Regions from separate parts of the Homo sapiens genome. Here region 1 is linked to region 2. Evidence: chromatin contacts called from ENCODE Hi-C or POLR2A ChIA-PET data. All regions are on one chromosome and are shown on one strand. Each heading gives the region's core, a stretch centred on a gene start or an enhancer-like site at or near the end of the contact. The rest is flanking DNA. Distances are from core to core; before and after follow the strand shown.

Region 1 (6,579 bases), core at 1,825-4,324, 52 kb after region 2:
TATAATTATTCTTGCTGCACTGTATACAAATAATTAAGCCAAGTATAATAAAGCAAACCAATCCTACCATGATTTGTCTTTAGCAAAAATGGAAAACTGGAGAGAGAAAAATTATGTTTCAAAAACTATAGTACACTCTAGTCTTGTCTAATGTTTTTCAGTTTTTATTATTTCTACAGTTCTGGCAGAATTTTTTCTTGGCTACAAGTCTTCAAAATAATGTTTTCATTATTTTTTCTTTTTTTCCTGCTTTTTTCCCATTTTTCCTAATTTGGAGTCACTGAAAACTAAGCTGTGCTTTCTTAAAACCCTGCCAACTGAAGCCAAACAACTTAAATTAAAAAAAAAAAAAACAGCAACCCATTTACATACATAAGCCACTTTCATACCTGCCTACTAATGTATGGACTTCAGAGTAATGTGGCCTATATAGATTTTTTCAGGATTGTTCCTTTGTTTGTTGTTGTTTTTCTCCCATCCTCCCCCACTATTTTCTCTTCACAGGACATGAGACTTCACAATCTGCTAAAGATGAGTGTTAACCATCCTCGTCATGAGAGATCAGATGAAATCTGAGACCAGGGACTTATTTTGTTGTAAAATGCTTTCTCCAAAATATTTTAAAAAAGAAAAGGGGGGAAATGTGAAAGAAAAATAACTCTTGGGGCCCCCAAATCAACAAGCTAAAGGGAAAAGTCAAGCTGGGAACTGCTTAGGGCCAACCCTCTCTCCCATTCTATTCAAAGTCACCCCTCTGCTCACTGAGATAGATGCATATCTGATTGCCTCCTTTGGAAATTCTAATCAGAAACTCAAAAGAATGCAACTGTTCACCTGAAAGCCCTCTCCTTGCTTTGAGTCTTCCTGCCTTTGCTTCAAGTTGTCCCGCCTTTTCAGACCGAATCAATGTACTTCTTACATATGTTGACAGATGTCTCATGTCTCCCTAAAATGTAAAAAACTAAGCTGTGCCCGGACCACCTTGGACACATGTTGTCAGGACTTCCTGAGGCTGTGCCACCTGCACGTCCTCAAGCTTGGCAAAATAAACTTTCTAAATTAACTGAGACCTGTCTCAGATTTTCTGGGTTCACATTTATTACCACAAAGAGTCTGTTTTTTCAGTCTTATGACATCTATTTGAAAGTTAATGCTAATCAGTTGTGCCCAAACTCCAAAAGAGAGGGGGTAGATTGAGGACTGTCCCACCTCCCTGTCATGGCTGGGAATTCAGTTTTCCAGGTTTCTCTGGGGTCCTCTTGGTCCAGAGGGGCTCTGTTCAGTTGGTTGGGGGGGCTTAGGATTTTATTTTTGGTTTACATTCCTATGTGTTTTTGAGTGTTTGTGGATTCAGTGCCTGTGATCTCCACGCGGGAAGGACTAGGCCCATCCTGTCCACCACAGCTCACATGAACCTGGGCTCAGCCTCATGCACAGAGTGAACACTCAAAAATCTGTTGGGTCATGACGTCAGAGGCATTTGAACCAGAGCAACTCCATCTTGAATAGGGGCTGGGTAGAATAAGGTTGAGACCAACTGTGCTGCATTCCCAGATTAGGCATTCTAAGTCACAGGATGAGATAGGAGGGTGGCACAAGATACAGGTCATAAAGACCTGATGATAAAACAGCCTGCAGTAAAGAAGCCAGCCAAAGCCCACCAAAACCAAGATGGTGATGAGAGTGACCTCTGGTCATCCTGACTGCCTATTATACACAAATTATAATGCATTAACATGCTAAAAGACACTCCCACCAGTGCCATGATAGTTTACAAATGCCATGGCAATGTCTGGAAGCTACTGTATATGGTCTAAAAGGGGGAGGAACCCTCAGTTCCAGGAATTGCCCACTTCTTTCTTGGAAAACTCATAAATAATCCACCTTGTTTAGCATATAATCAAGAAATAACTATAAGTATACTGAGCCACTGCTCTGCCTATGGAGTAGCCATCCTTTTATTCCTTTCTTTTTTCTTTCTTTTTTTTTTTTTTTTGAGACCGAGTCTCGCTCTGTTGGCCAGGCTGGAGTGCAATGGTACGATCTTGGCTCCCTGCAACCTCCACTTCCCGGGTTCAAGTGATTCTCCTGCCTCAGTCTCCTGAGTAGCTAGGATTACAGGCACGGCACCACTACCCCTGGCTAATTTTTGTATTTTTAGTAGTGACAAGGTTTCACCATGTTGGTCAGGCTGGTCACACACTCCTGACCTTGGGATCTGCCTGCTTTGGCCTCCCAAAGTGCTGGGATTACAGGCGTGAGCCACTGCGCCCAGCCTTATTCCTTTACTCTCTTAATAAGCTTGCTTTCACTTTACTCTATGGTCTCACCCCAAATACTTTTCTTGAGTAAGGCCCAAGAACCCTTTCTCGGGGTCTGGATTGGGACCCCTTTCTGGTAACAACAGCAAAGAGAGTATCTATTCCTAGAAATAAAATACGGGATAGATAATCTAGCCAGGAGAATGAAGGTTGAATATACATAGATTTTACTTGTGGACTTAGGGTTGATTTGAGTTAAATTTAGGAATTCAGGGGAAAAAAAGGACCCTTCATCTATTCCATTTGCTCTGGTTCTGACCACAATGGGGTCATTTGCAGAGCTGGTCACAAGCATGGCAGATGGTCTGTCTGCTTCACAATGTTGTACATGAAAGATTTAACATGAAACATGTAGCTTTAGGCAGATGATAAGGTCAAATACAGGTTAATCAGATTTTGGGCACCAATGTTGAGAAGGAAATTGACAGCACAGAAAGAAGGTGGGTTTGAGGACAGAGGTCAATCTGCACATATCATAGTACAATTTTCTTAAAAGTTCATTTAATCTCAGTTTCTTTCTATGTAAACAACACAGTTCTTGTGTGAGGATCCATTGAAATGTGAGAAATTACAGCAGAAAGAGCCATGGCTCTGCAGGCGAGGGTGCAGGCTGTGAGGCTGTGGAGTGCCCCTGAGGTTGTGTCTGTGGCCTCTGCAGTGGCTAACACACTATTTTCAGGCCCTGACTGACAGCATCCTGCAGCTGCCTGGCTTGGGGTATTTGGAAGGGCTCCAAACCCTTTTCTCAGTCACTCAAAGGAACTAGGCTAGAGGAGACTGTGGTGTGAGACGCGGTTAGAGGGAGGAGAGGGCTTTGTTCTTGGGCGTAGGAAGCTGGGCAGCCCTGTGTGTGGAGATGGATTGGTTCATCCCAACTGCTGGTGTGCTGAGAGGACAGGAGAGAGTGACTGCAGCTGTACCTGGAAGGGGCTTCTGTGTTCAGAAGATGACTGCAGTGAGGAGGGTTTCAGAGCAATCTTTCATCTTTCTGCTTCAAGCTCTGATGGCCTGGAGCCATCCCTCGGCACCCGCAAGTGGGGTGCTACTTTGGGAACCAGAGAGGAAGGCCAGGCATGTGTGTACACGTGTGTGTATATGCACGTGTGTGATGGTGCTTGTGTTTGTGCACACTGCAGTGTGTCTCAGTGGGTGTGTGCACAGGAGCGAGTGTGAGTGTGTACATGCCTATGAGTGTGAGTACATGAGTGTGTGTGAGTGCGTTTGTATGATTGAGTGTGTGAGTGAGTTTGCGTGCCCTCTCTGGCTGGCTGGCAGACACTGTGCACATTAAGTGTGCAAGTGCAGAGAGACTGAGAGGACATCACTTCCAAAGAGGGGAAGCTGGCCCCAGTGGAGGGTGGGGAATAGCAGGGAGGGTCAGGATCCCCATAGCCCAGGGCTGTAGGGGTTATGGAGGTACTGGTCAGTGTTAGGCCTTTGTGCTGGAAAAATCCATTCTTGCATACTCAGGGCTAAGTCTGGAGATTAAATATTCCAGCTCAGGGTCTTTTATTAGCCTTGGCAATGGCCCAGGAAAGGCCATGTCTTAGCACACTGAGTCTGAACTCATCTACTTTCTATTCACTCGACACCTGTTTATTGTCTGTCCACTTGCTAAGGCTTAGGGTTTCAGAAGTGAATAAGATGATGTCCTTGCCCTCAAGCGTCATACAGTCTGGTGAAGAACTCAGGTTCAAACAGTCTGATAAGCATTTTCTTGCTGTACTATTCAGGGTTTCTGAGAGAAACAGAGCCTATGGGAAGAGTGTCTGTGTGTGTAGATTTATTTTAAGGAATTGGCTCATGTGATTGCGGAGGCTGGCGAGTGTGAAATCTGCAGGGCAGACTGGCAGTCTGGAGACCCAGAGAGGGGTTGATATTGCAATTTTGACTTTTGAGGCCAAACGCAGCCTGGAGGAAGAGTTTCCTCTTCCTGGGGGACCTCAGTCTTTTCTCTAAGGCCTCAACTGATTGGATGAAGCCCACCACATTATGGAGGGTGGACTGCTTTACTCAAAGTCTGCTGATTTCAATGTTAATCTCATTTAAAAAACAGCCACACAACATCTAGACTGGCTTTTGACCAAATATTTGGGTACTGTGGCTCAGCCAAGTTGACATAAAACTAACCCTCCTACTTGCTGTGGTAGGAAACCATGAGAAGCCAAGTGTGGAGCCGTAGGGCGGGAGAGGCCATGTGAGTTGGGGGTCCAGGGAATCAGTGCCTGGTGGAGGATGGGACTAGCCACAGTAGATCAGGGAGTGGGAAGCAGAGGGCAGGCACTGCAAGGAGAGCAAGGCGGACTGCTAGCGCTGTGGTGCCAGTAGCGGGGGCAGGTGGCACCTGCAGCCTCCTAGCCCATGGCTCATGGGGGTGTGAAGGGGCTGATGGGGAAGCCCAGTTAAGCTGCAAGCTGGGGGAGCACTGTGCAGGGCATGGGAGGGAGATACCCTCAGATCAAAGGCTCCTGGCATTTAGAGAGGCCACATTCCCCCTTGCACATGTGTGTGTGAGCCTGGAGCTGGGTGGTATCATGTGTGCTTTTACACGATGTGCCTCAAGTTGGGAAGTCAAAGGTCTTTATGAATTGAGCTTATGAAAAACGTTGGCAGTACAGGGGAAAGTGTGTGTAGATGGGCTCTTTGGTATGCCCCCTCTGACCCTCCCAACATGGGTGACCCGGAGCCCGGCTATTTAACTTCTCTGAGTCTCAGTTAAATAGAGACCCTTGTAACATTTCACAGGGCATGGTGACATTTAATGGTGTCTGTGATAGTCCCTGGCATGTGGCCTGGCTGTGTCCCCAGCGATGGTGACAGTGTTCCTGGCAGCAAGGCCAGTGCGTTCAGTGTTGTTGCAGTGGCTTTACATGTCATTCCAAGTTTCCTGAGGAAACTCCATAGGAGTGTCTTAGGTGAATCCTTTGTTAATCCTGAAACAATGTTCTTGTGGAAACAGTGCAGAGTGCAGGCAAAGAACATGGAAGGTAAGGAAGACTTACAAACTGAGGGGTTCCCAGAAGCATGGTGGTCACTTACCTTATTTCCAAGGTTGTTGCACCTGGGACAGTGCTTTGTACCTAGTGGATGCACCATAGATATTTGTTAAACCAGCGTATACTAAGCAAGTGTGTTTGATATTTGTTAACCGTTTGGGGAACTCACATTGCAGGAAAAGCTTCAGGAGCTGAAGCTGCATGTGGTTGATGGTGGGATCCCTGCTCAGACATAGCACAGAGCTCAGCCCACGGAATGTATTTGGAGACTGCCCGGTGAAAGGGAAACCTAAAAATATGTGCGGACAGCCTCATTACTCAAATATCAACAAATACCAAGTTGCAGTCCTGGAAGAAGAGAATCTCATAAGCTTGAGCAGTAGTCCAAGAGGCATTTTAATAACACCTCCTGATTTTCCCGCAGCATATGGTCCTGGTAATTAGCACAGCTCCACATGGCTTCCCCTTGCTATAAGCCGGTGACATGACGCAAGAGAAATCAGCAGGACATTGCAGTTTATTTTGACTTAGAATGCATGCAGCTACATATGGCTTTAATAAGCTTTGAATTAATAATCCCTTTACCTCATTAATGTTTTTAAAGCAGGCTGTTCTGGTCTTTCCTGAAAGATAGGAAGACCAAAAATGTGGGATCAAAGCAGCTTTGCTGTAGTCCCAGTGCAGCTTTGCTCTGGTCCCCACGCATCTCAGGTCTCTAGAATGTCCGGTGTGCATCTCCACTGGGCACTAACTAGTGAATCTGTTGGCCTAGAGGGAAGTCTCTGATGGCCACCAGGCTCTGTCCCAGCCCGCGTCTTGATTAGCGTGTTTATCATAGCAAGGGGATTCATGAAATCTGCAGATAACATGGTGAAAGACCATTTATTTAGAGTCAAAATCTAAAATTATCTTGCCAACCTGGACAAATATCTCAGGATAAAATCTGTGAGGGAAAACTTTGAGGACTTTGATTGGGACCATTTGGCTTCAGAAAGTGTGAAAAGACTTGCTGTTAGAGAAAAGTGTTAGGCCAGTGGGATGCAGCTTTAAGAGAAGCCTGTGTCTTATACAAGGCAGACTCCATGGGGGTGTTGTGCATCATTCTGGGCAGCACTGTGTCTGGGAGATGTAAATCAGGAGGAGCGAGGACTGATGAGACAGACAAAAAAGAAAACCCATCCCAGCACTTTGGGAGGCCAAGGTATGCGGATCACAAGGTCAAGAGATCAAGACCATCCTGGCCAACAAGGTGAAACCTAGTC
Region 2 (6,159 bases), core at 3,623-6,122:
GTACCATGAAATCCAGCACACAAGATGAATAAAAATGTAGAAAAGATGAATAAAAATGAATAAAATAAAAAGTAAAAATGAATGAAAGATGAACAAAAAGATGAATAAGAATATAAAAATGAACAAAATAACTGGAAGAGTATATTGAATACAGAGAACATAATTCATATGGGACATTTTGGTTATCGAATTGAATACAAATGCCTTAATCCAGGACGAAACATAACATTTTCAAACAATATATAAGTAGGTGGAGATAGGTGGAGTAAGTACTAATTTTCTCATCACTCTTAACTCTTAATGTTTTGTGTATTTAAAACATCTTTTAGAAATCCAGATGATCTCTTCTGATGAATAAATGTTTATTTGAGACTTAGCATTTAATTGTTTCACCCCAGTTTCTTTTAAAGATATATTGCAAGTAAATTCAATTTAAACATTTTAAAATTAAAGTTAGTATGTTTAGGATGATTCCATCTTAATACAATCTATCTATCTATCTATCTATCTATCTATCTATCTATCTATCTATCTATCATCTATCTATCCATCATCTATCATCTATCCATCTATCTATCTATCTATCTATCTATCTATCTATCTATCTATCATCTATCTTCTATCTCTATCATTTAACTTCTATCTAATCTATCATCTATCTATATTATCTATCTATCTGTCTATCTATCTATCTATCATCTATCTACCTATCTACCATCTATTTATCTGTGAAGGTTATCAGAATCAAAATAGAATCACTAATGTTAAGAAAACCCCTATAAATAGAGACAGGGAAAGCCATGAAGAGAGGGTTCTCACATTTATATGCCTGATAACAAAAAAGACTCTAAGAAAAACACAACCTTGCACAAATGCCATCGCAACCTTACACAAAAAATACTTCTGCAAGGACCTCTGCCTAGCAACTATCTGTCCAACTTTGGACTGGCATCACCCTTGTTATTGATCTTTGTAGCCAAGGATAATAATTTCAAAACAATTATGTAATTCTCTTCATTTTTCTTTTTTAAAAACTTTTGTCTTCCTTTACCTCCCTGAATATGCATGTAGTTTACTATGTCTTATGTATTCCAATTGCAATGCTCTATTCCCAAATAAATATCTTTTCTTTTAAAGACTTTCTATAGGTTGACGTATCTACCTACCTACCTTCTACCTTCTAGCTGTATTTATGTAATATTTCCATTTTTGTGACATCATATCTCTCTAGTCTTACTTCTGTGCATATGTATGTATGCAGAGATGGACTTTGGAATCATGGTAACTATTATTGTATATTAGTCAGCTCAACTACCCATAACAAAATACCACAGACTGGGAGGCTTAAACAGCAGACAATTATTTCTCACAGTTCTGGAGATTGGAATTCCAAGGTCAAGGTGACCTCTGAATCAGTTCCTGGCGAGGGCTCTCATGCTGGCTTGCAGACAGCTGCCTTCTCATTGTGTCTGTCCTCACATCATGGAGAGAAAGCAAGAGCACAAGCTCATGGTGTCTCTTCTTATGAGGACACTAATCCTATTGGATCAAGGCCCCACTCTTATGATCTCATTTAATCTTAATTACCCCTTAAAAGCCCTCTCTCCATATACAGTTACTTTAGGGGTTGGAGCTACAACATATAAATTTTGGGGGACACGAGACATTTAGTTCATAACACATTGGATGGCAAAATTGTTTTTTTCTCTTTGTGTCCTTTCGTATTTTTAAAATATTTTATAATAAGTATTATAAATCTTATAAAGGGTAAGGAGGTAGAAGTGGGGAGTGTGATGAGAAATTACTTAGTGGGTACAATGTACATTATTTGGTGATAGATACACTAAAAGCTAGGACTTCACTACATGTAATATGTGCATGTAATAAAATTGCACCAGTACCCCTTAAATGTACACAAAGAAAAAAAATGTAAGCCATTTTGTAAAAAGGTATTGCTGATGTTATAGATTTTACTAGAAGTAATAATAGCTAGCATCATCGCTATAGATTTTTTAAATGAATCACAAGCACCTTCATTTATTCATGTGACTCCAATCAACTCAAGGTCGGTAGGGAAACAGGCTCAGAGAGACTCTGGTGTCCCAGCTGGTGAGTATCAGAGTCTAAACTCACAGCTTTATTTTTCAGCATCCTTTCTTTTTTTCTACGTGATAAAAGGTTGTACATTTCAAGGTGAGTCTCAATCATTTCCCGTCATGCGTTTACAAATTCAGTAACAAAGTTTAAGGTCTCACACAGTAAAAATCAATTTGCTTCTGTATTTGGGAAGAAGTAAAAACAGCATTGTTGTCCTTAAGAAATTATTGTTACAGGAAGGAGAGTTCTACCCCTTGTTACCGTAGCCTCTCGTGTGGCTGCAGCGACACAGAAATTGGAGCCTGGTGGAGGAGTGTGGCTCTGCTCCTCTACTGCCGGCCTCACCCGACCCAGGAGGTCACCGTGCTGGGTGACTCAGCTCCTGGCCTTTCAGAGGGCAAAGTGGTCTGGAGAGCTGTCAGCTGGTCCTCAGATATCCCATTTGTTGAGGTCTGGCCCCACATGGCATGCTCCAGCACACATCGTTTTTGTCAGATGTTCCTGAGAGTTGGATGCCCAGGTGGGAGAGGCTTGGAAGGCAACCACGCCCACCACCCATTTGGATGACGCTCCTCCTCTCTGAGCCCTCCAGGTAATCACAGCTGTCAGCTTTGGCTGTGCCCAACTGCTCCCTGGGTCTCCTTCAGCCTTCTCTGTTGTCTCTTCTTTAAGAACAAGGTGTTCTTCCGAGCAGACCAGTTCTCCATCAGGCACCAAGGAGTCCCTCCATGAGGCCCGACAGACACACATCTGCTCTTTTCCCACCGAGTTCACCCACTGTCCCGTGCTCATGCCCATTTCTGATGTCCATCCTTGCTAGTCATTCCTTAGGCTCTTCCACTATTCAAATCATTTCACTAAGGAGTTCTGGTCTTTCAAATATCTTTTCTTTTAAAGACTTTTTCTGTTATTTAGGTTGACATATCTACCTGCCTACCTACCTTCTACCTTCTAGCTGTATTTATCCAGTATTTCCATTTTTGTTTCAAACTATGCATTCATTGTTCATGAGGACTGAAAAGAATCGAATTTGGATTTGCAGTGACCTGCATTTGTGATTTCAGACTTTGTTCTTTAGGTTTCTCCCCATCGTTGCTGCACATTTCTCTCCTCTGCCCTGGCTCTCTCTTCTCTCTACCTTTGAGGCTCCATGAAAAATTCACCCCCCACAGGTTCCACTGTAAATAGGCTCTCGGGAGGTGTCGGTCTGTGGCAGGCCAATTCTCCGACAGTTACACAGACAAATTTCCACAGCACTGCCTTAACATTGAGCAAATAATTAAACCTGGGGAAACTGATGCCCAGACATCAAAGCTAGAAAGGAAACATATGGTCAGTAGGAGCCTTGCACAGACTTTTCCCTAACCTGGAGCAAGTCAAAATAACGGAGACAGCCTTCCATTCCTCGTGCCAGGACCTGTCTCAGGTCGGCAAAATCTGAGATGAGTCAAGGGAACACAGGCAGCTGTTTAAATAGATTTATTAGAGAATTGAAGGCAGCTGTCCTGACCAAGCTGTAAATGAGATAGCTAGAAATAATCACTCCGGTACCACAGTCCTCACTAATTAGAATTTAGGAGACAGGCCTTGAAGGTACTAGGGCCCTCACAGCCTGATCAGACTTAGAAAGCATTTTTTTTTTGGCCTCTGACCTTCTAGTTAAAACAAAATTAGTTACCTGTAGACTTAGGCAAATGTGATACCGCTCATAGGCACATGACCCTAACCTGTATAAGCACTAAGAAAATTGTAACACTTTGAGTTGGTCTGGTGGAATTATCTCTGGCCTTCTCCCTATAGCTGGTTACAGCAATAAATTCCCTTCTTTCCTAGTTTGTCTGCTTCTCATTACTGGGCCATAAGAAAACTCAGCCGGACTCAGTTTTGTTCCTGGAACAAGTCCACAGGGAACAACCTTTTTTGCTGAAAGTGAACTGTGGGCCCAGCTGTGTCTTGCTGCTGGGAACATCATGGGGACTGGTCTAGCCCCCTCAGCGCCCTGGCCTGGTTGAGCCTCCTCTTCTGGGCAAATATGCCTTCAGCATCTCAGAAGAGATACATTCCATTGGTTACTCATTCCCGTGGAGTGGGTTCTCCTGCCTGACAGCTTCACCAAGAGTCTGGGAGTGGTGCCAGTTGCCACGGACGGGCTACAGGCTCATCCCTGAGTCAGCCACCATTCAGAGTGAAGGGAGTTCATGGTGGGCACAGCCCTGAGCTAGGGGATGGGGTCAGCCCTCGGGACACAGGCACTGGGGATGCCAGGCAGGGAAGAACACGTCTTAACTTCTAGAGGGAAGTGTAAAGTGGACAACCTTTTTGTGCACAATTCAACTTCTTTCTTAAATTGGCCCCCTTGCACTGCTAATGTATACTCTCTTTTTTCTTTGCTTAAGAAGATATAGTCCAAGCACTGCTGGGAAAATATTTTGTTTCTTTGATATTCACAAGAAAATTTCCTTTTGCACACACAAAATATAAAGTCAATAGTTCTTTTATTCATATTTTTAGAAGTCAAGATGTTTTCTTATTTTTATTTTTTAAGGAGTGAATTTCAAAATGTTGAAAAGTCATGTTCTCATATTTGGTTGTGAGCTCTTTAAATATAGTAATTTATGGAGGAGGAGGTCTAGTTGGGTGTTAGTCAATATTATTTCAAAATTATTACAAAATTATTACTTAAACATTCCTTCACTATGTAAGCACAATAATCGCATCTAAGTGCAGCCGCCACTACCCCTCACTGGGCGGGACTCCTGGGCCCAAGGCTGTCTCTGTCAACTCCTGTCTCATTTCCTGGGGGCCCCGCCCTTAGCGGTTTTCCAGTAGATATAAATGTTATTTGCTCTATTGTTATATCTATTTTATTAAAAGCAAAACTTCCTCAGTTTCCTGCTAGCTTGTTTTTAAAAAAGGTTTCTACAATTTATACAACATTCCATTTAAGAGTTTTTTTCTGAGTTAGGAAAGGAAGTCTCCCCTTCCGCTTGGTTCAGAATTAGAGAGACACTCCCCTGCCCCACCTCACTGAAATTCATTTGTTTATCTCATTATTTCAGCTGCAGTTTTCTAGAGATATGCAAACCACCAGAGTAAAAATTATTAAATGAGAATGTCCCCCAGCAATTAAGGGGAGCAACGTGGGGGAAGGGTAAGTGCATTCACTAGGGGAGACAGCCTGCCTTCCTATGATAGCGGGAAAATGGCATTGGATAATCCCTCCCAAGTCTTATTTCTGGGAAAAATTAATATCTTTGACACTAAGCTTATTGGTTTCTAGTCTTTACCTCTTAATTTATCTTTCTTCCCAAGATTTGTCCTTAAACAAAGCAGATAATAAAGTACACATGATGCGATGGCAGTGTGAACAATTCAGGACGTGAAATAGAATTCCACCATCCAGGTGAGCAAGGCTCATGACTGAAATGGCACTCGGGCAGCCCCAGCAGCAGGGCTGGGGTGAGCCTGACAGGAGCAAGGACCCTCGGAGAGTCTCCCCATGCCCAGGTGGGATGCCCAGGGAAGAGAGGGTGTCCCAGAGGGGCTGGAGCTGAGAGGAGAGTACAGAGACCAGACCATGTGGACAGGTTTGGAGCTTGCTGGTAAGAAGAAGACCACCAAGGATGCTTGAACAGAGAGGTGAGCTTGGAGATCAGACCATGCTGATGGGCTTGGAGGGGCAGGCAGGGATAGAGAGTGTTCAAGGCATGTGTGAACAGAAGGTGAAGAGAGAGCAGCCTTAGGGAGGGAGTGGGTCCAGCCGTCGGGGAAGGAGCATCCCTGAGAAGGCAGGCAGAAGTGCGAGGTGGAGGCCAGGTGGTGTGGATGGGGCAGGGATGATTCAGCAGAGTTGATAGGAGGGCCACACCCTGCCCAAGGGCGGTGGAGGGGAAGGGAGCTTCCAGTCTTTGATTGTACTCCAGGGACATGGAAAGACTTGCTCTTGGGTCTTTGCCGGGGAAATGGTTATAAGGGCCAGCATGGGGCGAAGTGGATCCTGGTGATCCCTGGTGGCAAGTGACCAGTGGGCCAAGCCCTTGGAGGAACAAAAGAAGTTACTTT

The links. Hi-C counts contacts between places; a loop is a spot of excess contacts on that map. ChIA-PET counts read pairs that join two places held with the same protein, here RNA polymerase II (POLR2A).
Region 1: a loop to region 2 is called in a map of A673, with 5 times the contacts of the local background. The contact joins two enhancer-like sites. A Hi-C loop is called at or near these places in 2 of 168 maps with a recorded cell type or tissue (A673 and DLD1). POLR2A ChIA-PET finds 5 or more read pairs at or near these places in 1 of 52 experiments (OCI-LY7).

Annotation. Positions count from the first base shown.
Region 1 is chr7:45,289,617-45,296,195 of GRCh38, forward strand. No RefSeq gene overlaps it. Among named protein-coding and RNA genes, the nearest start is that of RAMP3, 140 kb to the left of the region's middle. Within about 2 kb of position 3,075, at least 2 of the 41 ENCODE cell types and tissues checked have a DNase peak (open chromatin) inside an H3K27ac peak, as active enhancers do.
Region 2 is chr7:45,235,484-45,241,642 of GRCh38, forward strand. No RefSeq gene overlaps it. Among named protein-coding and RNA genes, the nearest start is that of RAMP3, 81 kb to the left of the region's middle. RefSeq lists an enhancer at 5,737-6,159. Within about 2 kb of position 4,873, at least 4 of the 41 ENCODE cell types and tissues checked have a DNase peak (open chromatin) inside an H3K27ac peak, as active enhancers do.